Regions from separate parts of the Mus musculus genome. Here region 2 is linked to region 1. Evidence: chromatin loops called from intact Hi-C (ENCODE). Cell type or tissue: left cerebral cortex. All regions are shown on one strand. Links, peaks and the distances in the headings refer to the core of each region. The heading gives the core; the rest is flanking DNA. Region 1 holds the start of Foxd2 (forkhead box D2). Region 2 overlaps Dmbx1 (diencephalon/mesencephalon homeobox 1).

Region 1 (2,896 bases), core at 124-2,623:
ACCAGGAAAGTAGGGCCCTGAAAGGAAGTTACCTAAGGAGGGTCACAGAGCGCTGGGAGTGCACAGCAGGTATTGAGGCCCCCTATGCTGGAGCCTTGGCCACTGTGAGGCGCTGTTGAGGCAACAGCCAGCCTCTGTCCAGTTCTTACCTTCTCCCAATCCCTTCCAGCCCCAAGAGGTTGAAATGGGCTCAGTATAAACCTGAGCAACTTGTTTCTGGGTCCTAGAGGAAGAGTAGGGAAGAGGGATAAAGATGGGCAAAAGAATCTGGCTAGCAGAAAAAGCATACTGGACCAACCTTCTGTGGAGAAAGTCCCCAGATAAAAGGGCAACACTGGCCCAGGGATGAGGTTAAGTTTCTTCGGGGGGACATCTCCGTGAGAGTTCTGTTGTAAGAGTCTCTAAATCCGGAAATTAAGAGCGGGATTGTTAGACTTAGGAACAAACATCCAGGAAAACTCAGTTTCCGCAGGATATGCACGGGGGTCAAGAGAGACAATTATAAAGATTGAGATGCTGAGACAAAAAAAAAAAAAAAAAAAAAAAAATCAATCCTGCAAACCCAAGCTAAGGACCTGTGGGTGTGCGGAGAATGCGGCGAATGCGGAGACGAATCACTAAGAGGAGTGAGAGCAGACGGTCTTCCTGGGGACAGTGGCAGGGCCAGGGCCTTGGAGGGGAAAGAGAGGACCACCGCAGACATTTCTCACCTATCTGAGTAGGATCTTCCGGCGCCCGAGTTTGTTCCTCTGGATCACTCTCTTCACTTGTCCTCCAGAACTCCCTTAGCCTCCAGTAGGTCCTTGTCCGCGGCGTCGGTCTGGCCATCTCGGCTCACTGGCGATCCATCCGCGCTTCGGCCCGGGTGGCCCGGGCGCCGCCTTGGGGAGATGAGGAGAGGAGGTTTGTAGCCACTGCCACCACCAGATGCAGCTGCGCCGGCATAAGCTTTGACTTCCAGTAACTGAGCGCACTGAAGGTGGTGGTGGCTCCAGGGAGCCACGGGGTTGCGGGAGCTGCGAGGAGAAGGATGACCCGCCTCCAGCCAAGCGAGCCTAGCTCCCGCCACCGCGGCAGTTTGTTCCCGCCGGGCCCGGGAGCAGAGGACCTCTGCCCGCCCCCTTCCTTCCCCGCCCCACCCTGCCCAGAGAGCTCCGCCCCGGGCCCACAGTTCTTCCGCCTTAGGCTGCCACCAGGCGGGAGGGACTAATCTCCTGAAGCCCCACTTATGTGTCTAGGGGCCCAGAAGCCCAGATTCGACCGAGTAACGGGCTGCTTTACTGCTCTTCTCCAGTGCCTGGTTTTCTAGTCCCGGGGCAGCACCGGTTGGGTGCGCCCTGCAGGGTGAAAGTCCTAGAGTTTCAACACCAGGGGGCGCTGAGGAGCTAGGGGACATCCCCTCCCTGTCCTCCGCCCCCTCCCCGCCCGCGCGCAAAACACACTGGTCGGAGAGGCAGCACGGCGGAGCCGGAGCCGCGGGCCGAGCGGAGCCGGAGAGCGGCGGCGGAGGAGGCGGCGGAGGAGGCGGCGGCGGCGGCGGCGGCACCATGACCCTGGGCAGCTGCTGCTGCGAGATCATGTCCTCCGAGAGCTCCCCGGCCGCGCTGTCTGAGCCCGACGCAGACATAGACGTGGTGGGCGGCGGCAGCGGTGGGGGGGAGCTCACAGCCCGCTCCGGGCCCCGCGCCCCTCGGGACGTGCTCCCTCACGGCCACGAGCCTCCCCCGGAGGAAGCCGAGGCGGACGTGGCTGAGGACGAGGAAGAGTCGGGAGGTTGCTCTGACTGCGAGCCCCGCGCTCTAGCGCCCCGGGGGGCGGCGGCCGCAGCGGGAAGCCCGGGGCCCGGCGTGCAGGCAGCCCGAGGCGCAACGGGGCCGGGGCCGGGACCCGGGCCGCCGTCGGGGGGCGCGGCGACACGGAGCCCTCTGGTGAAACCACCTTATTCGTACATCGCCCTCATCACCATGGCCATCCTGCAGAGCCCCAAGAAGCGCCTGACGCTGAGCGAGATCTGCGAGTTCATCAGCGGCCGCTTCCCCTACTACCGGGAGAAGTTCCCTGCCTGGCAGAATAGCATCCGCCACAACCTCTCCCTCAACGACTGCTTCGTTAAGATCCCCCGCGAGCCGGGCAACCCGGGCAAGGGCAACTACTGGACGCTCGACCCGGAGTCGGCCGACATGTTCGACAACGGCAGTTTCCTGCGGCGCCGCAAGCGCTTCAAGCGGCAGCCTCTGCCGCCACCGCATCCACACCCGCATCCTCACCCGGAGCTGCTGTTGCGTGGCGGGGCTGCCGCGGCCGGGGACCCTGGCGCCTTCCTCTCGAGCTTCGCCGCTTACGGCGCTTACGGCTACGGCTACGGGCTGGCGCTCCCGGCCTACGGTGCACCTCCACCGGGCCCGGCCCCACACCCGCATCCGCACCCGCACGCCTTCGCCTTCGCCGCCACCGCGCCTTGCCAGCTGTCAGTTCCCCCGGGCCGCGCCGCGGCGCCTCCTCCCGGACCTCCGACGGCCTCGGTCTTCGCAAGCGCGGCCTCGGCGCCGGCCCCTGCGCCTGCCCCGGGATCTGGCCCGAGCCCCGCAGGGCTGCCTGCCTTCCTAGGCGCAGAGCTGGGTTGCGCCAAGGCTTTCTACCCCGCGTCCTTGAGTCCCCCCGCAGCTGGCACAGCGGCTAGCCTGTCCACTGCACTCCTGCGTCAGGGCCTCAAGACGGACGCCGGCGGTGGTGCGGGTGGCGGGGGCGCGGGGACAGGCCAGAGGCCTTCCTTTTCTATAGACCACATCATGGGCCACGGTGGTGGCGGGGCCGCACCCCCGGGCAGCGGCGACGGTTCTCCGGGATCGCCATTCGCCGCAGCCGCAGGTCCTGGGGGTCAAGCCCAAGTCTTGGC
Region 2 (2,896 bases), core at 263-2,762, 1.0 Mb before region 1:
GGGCTCGGGCGGTCAGCTCCGGGGACCTTCTCCTCGTTTGCGGTCCTGTAGTCTGGGAGTCGGTGGGCGGATCGGAAAGTTTGAAGAGGGTGAGAGACTTGGAAGGCGACAGACACTTAAGCCTTAGGGGAGACGAGATCCGAGGCAGGAGGAGGGAGCTCCATGGGGAGAAAGAGGGAGCGGAGCGATCCCCAGGGTCGGACACGAAGCCAGGGCGACAGAAGGAAAGAACTAGAAATTCCGAGGCAGAAAGGAGGGCAAGTCGTGGGTAGAAAAGCGCTGAGGCGGAGACGGAAGCCTCGGCCGGCGAGACGCAGGCACCCGCAGAGAACGCTTCGGATCCGTCACGGTTTTGCCTCATTTGGAAGATATTACTTCGCCCCTGAAAAAAAATAAATACAAAAAAGGTTTGGATATTAAGCGGAGACAAATCCTTTTTCAGTTTGGAAGGGGGCGGCGGGTGGGGGGTGGGTAGTCAGGGTAATGCAGAGCAGATGCGCCCCGAGGCGTCACGCAGCCCGCGGCCCAGGCTGGAGAGGGGGCGCGGTCCTCCGCCCAGGTTCCTTGCCCGGGATCCCGCAGGGCCACCTACACCTCCCAGCGTCCCTATTCCCGAGTACCCCGCAATACTGGGATTTAGCTCAGAATTCATCCTTTCTGGCTACCTAGGGCTCCTTGTCTCCTGGGATTGCGACTTTACACGAATTATTTGGCCGGGGTGGTTTGGCGCTTAGCCTGCCTCTGCCCTCGTAGACACGACCTCAGGTTAGGATCTTTCAGGTGGGTTTTTGGTCCGCAACGGCCTTAGTTCTCTGGAATTCGTTTGGCCTCCCACGGCCTGTTTTGGCGTGGAGCTGGCGTGGAGCGGGCGAACTCCAGCAGGGAATTCAGGCTGGGGCGGCGTTTGGGAGGCAGGGATCAAAAAATGAAGGGCTCTGCCAGGGTCTCTCCTCTCTGGGCCTCTCATTCCGGTGGCCATAACCCATCTTGGACGGCGACAAGCTAGGGCCTCTAATGGACCTTTCTGGATCTTGGCTGAAGTTTCTTAAGTTCCCAGACCCTGATCAGGGGCCTCCAAGGCCCGGGCGGTGCCTTTAGAGCACTTAGGGGGAAAACATCTTCTTCCTCAAATTCCTATCAATCTGGGGACCAAATCCTGGTAGGGGGCTGAGGGCTCTCGGTGGTGCAGTTGTGTAGTGACTTGTCGGAGAAACCAAGGCTAGGCTCTGGGAGAATTGTATCTAGAGGCCGGGCCTTTCGCCTTTCCCTTTTTGGGAACATTCCAAAGCTGGGAATCCGCGGGGCCTCTAGTGTAGCCTCAGCGAGGGTTCTGCCTGGGGCGGTAGAAGGACTTTTTCGTTTTAGAAAAAAGCGGACGGACGGGAGGCCAGGGGTCTTCTGGACTAGTACTGGTTTTCTGTAGGCAACTTGGGTTTGGGGACGTCGCAGAGAGCTGAGGGCTTTACTTACTGGATAGGCCTTGGGGCAAACAGGCTGTTTTCGCACCACTGAGGTTGCAGGCGTAGTTGTGGAAATTGTAGAATCTCCCGGTCTGTCCTCGCGAAGGTGGGAGTGGGAGACGTGTCATTTTCTTCTTTTGTGCCGTGCCAGGGATCCTGTGCGTCGCAGGCGGGTTGGCTCTCTCTATAGGGCGCTGGCCAAGGAAATTCTGTGGCCTATCCGTTTTAAGTGGGTTGCAGTGAGCTCTGTTTTCAGTTTTCTTTCCTTTTCTTTTTCTTTTTATTTATTTTTTGAATCCGCGCTTCATTTTCTTGCATATCTAGGTTTTAGAAGGGGGAAGGCACTCTCCCCTAAAGATAAGTTTCTATTACCCTTCTTCCCTAACCAGCTGTGCTTATGTATGTGGGTGGGTGGTCAGGGGGGAAAAAGTAAAATTTGCTGCCTAGTGAGAGCAAATTATCCAGATAATTTGCTCCAATTTCTCTCCTCTACGTTGGAGTCTTTGGATAAGAAGCAAAGCACCGCAACTCAGGACGGGATGGTCACCTTACCTCATCCCGTCAGGCCTCAGGGGCACAGACTCCTGCAAGGACGCAGGAACTTGGTTGCACAGTCGAAAGTGGAACTGAAGGGCAAAGGTTCGAAGAATTGGAAACCCGTCCCAGGCGAAGGCCAAATGAAAGTGAGCTTTAGGATGGCTCTGTTGGCTCAGGGGTCAGTTTCCTGGGCTACGGGTGAGTGCTTGTGGGACCCCTTGATAATCCTCTCTGTTATTTTCAAGTTACTATGATTCCACATGGTAGCAAAATTCACTGCTTAAAATAGGTAACTGGAGTTAGGCTTGTGGTCTGAACACACAGAGACTGAGCTGGGAGGGGGGTTTCCACCGAACCTCTGGCTGGCATGCTAGATCTGAAATGAGTACTGGGCCCTGGCTTTGGCTGAGGATATTTTGGTGCCTGGGATGTTGGGGAGCGACAGATCCACAGATCCGGAAGGATTGCTGGGGCTCCTAGCAGACTTTGAAAGCAAGAGGAAAACTAGATCCAGTTGCTGCAGCAATCCCACTCCCCAAATAACGTAGTGCTCCCCCCCCCACTTCCCTGTATTAGAAAGGGGTTAGTCTACATTGACTGCCACACCGAGTGGAACTCCTGGCTTATAGTGACCTGGCACACTGAAGTCACACAGGCAGAAAGATCTAGACACAAATTCTCAGTATCCCCTGGTAGACACAGTCACACACTCCCAGGTTAAGCCTTCACCGACACTCGCAGATAACCCGTGGGGCGACTGGGCACAGAGAGACAGCCCGGACTTGGGACCTCACCTTGACAGCCCAAGGGCATCGGAGCCTAACTTTTTGTCCGCCCTCCATTTCTGTCTTTCTCCGGAGCCTGGCAGAGGCACCCTACCCTTCTACCCAGCCATAGTC

What was found. A loop is a pair of places that touch in the nucleus more often than their neighbours do. Peaks named below come from ENCODE experiments on the same cell type or tissue, not always from the same donor. Only the 100,000 strongest peaks of a DNase experiment are listed, where the experiment ranks them.
Region 2: a loop joins it to region 1, with 5 times the contacts of the local background. A loop is called at or near these places in 8 of 42 quality-filtered maps.

The regions. Positions count from the first base shown.
Region 1 is chr4:114,907,473-114,910,368 of GRCm38, reverse strand. It overlaps Foxd2 (forkhead box D2), which reads left to right and starts at 1,471. Exons shown (of 1, transcript NM_008593.3): 1 at 1,471-2,896. The coding sequence starts at 1,548. It overlaps Foxd2os (forkhead box D2, opposite strand), which reads right to left and starts at 1,112. Exons shown (of 4, transcript NR_030721.2): 1 at 711-1,112. In left cerebral cortex, for the core only: a CTCF peak has its summit at 1,338 (motif pointing right); DNase peaks (open chromatin) are centred at 1,346 and 2,135; H3K4me3 peaks cover 1,944 bases.
Region 2 is chr4:115,936,926-115,939,821 of GRCm38, reverse strand. All of the region lies in intron 1 of Dmbx1 (diencephalon/mesencephalon homeobox 1), which reads left to right. Among named protein-coding and RNA genes, the nearest start is that of Dmbx1, 1.6 kb to the left of the region's middle. In left cerebral cortex, for the core only: no CTCF peak of the experiment used is centred there; DNase peaks (open chromatin) are centred at 721, 842 and 1,515.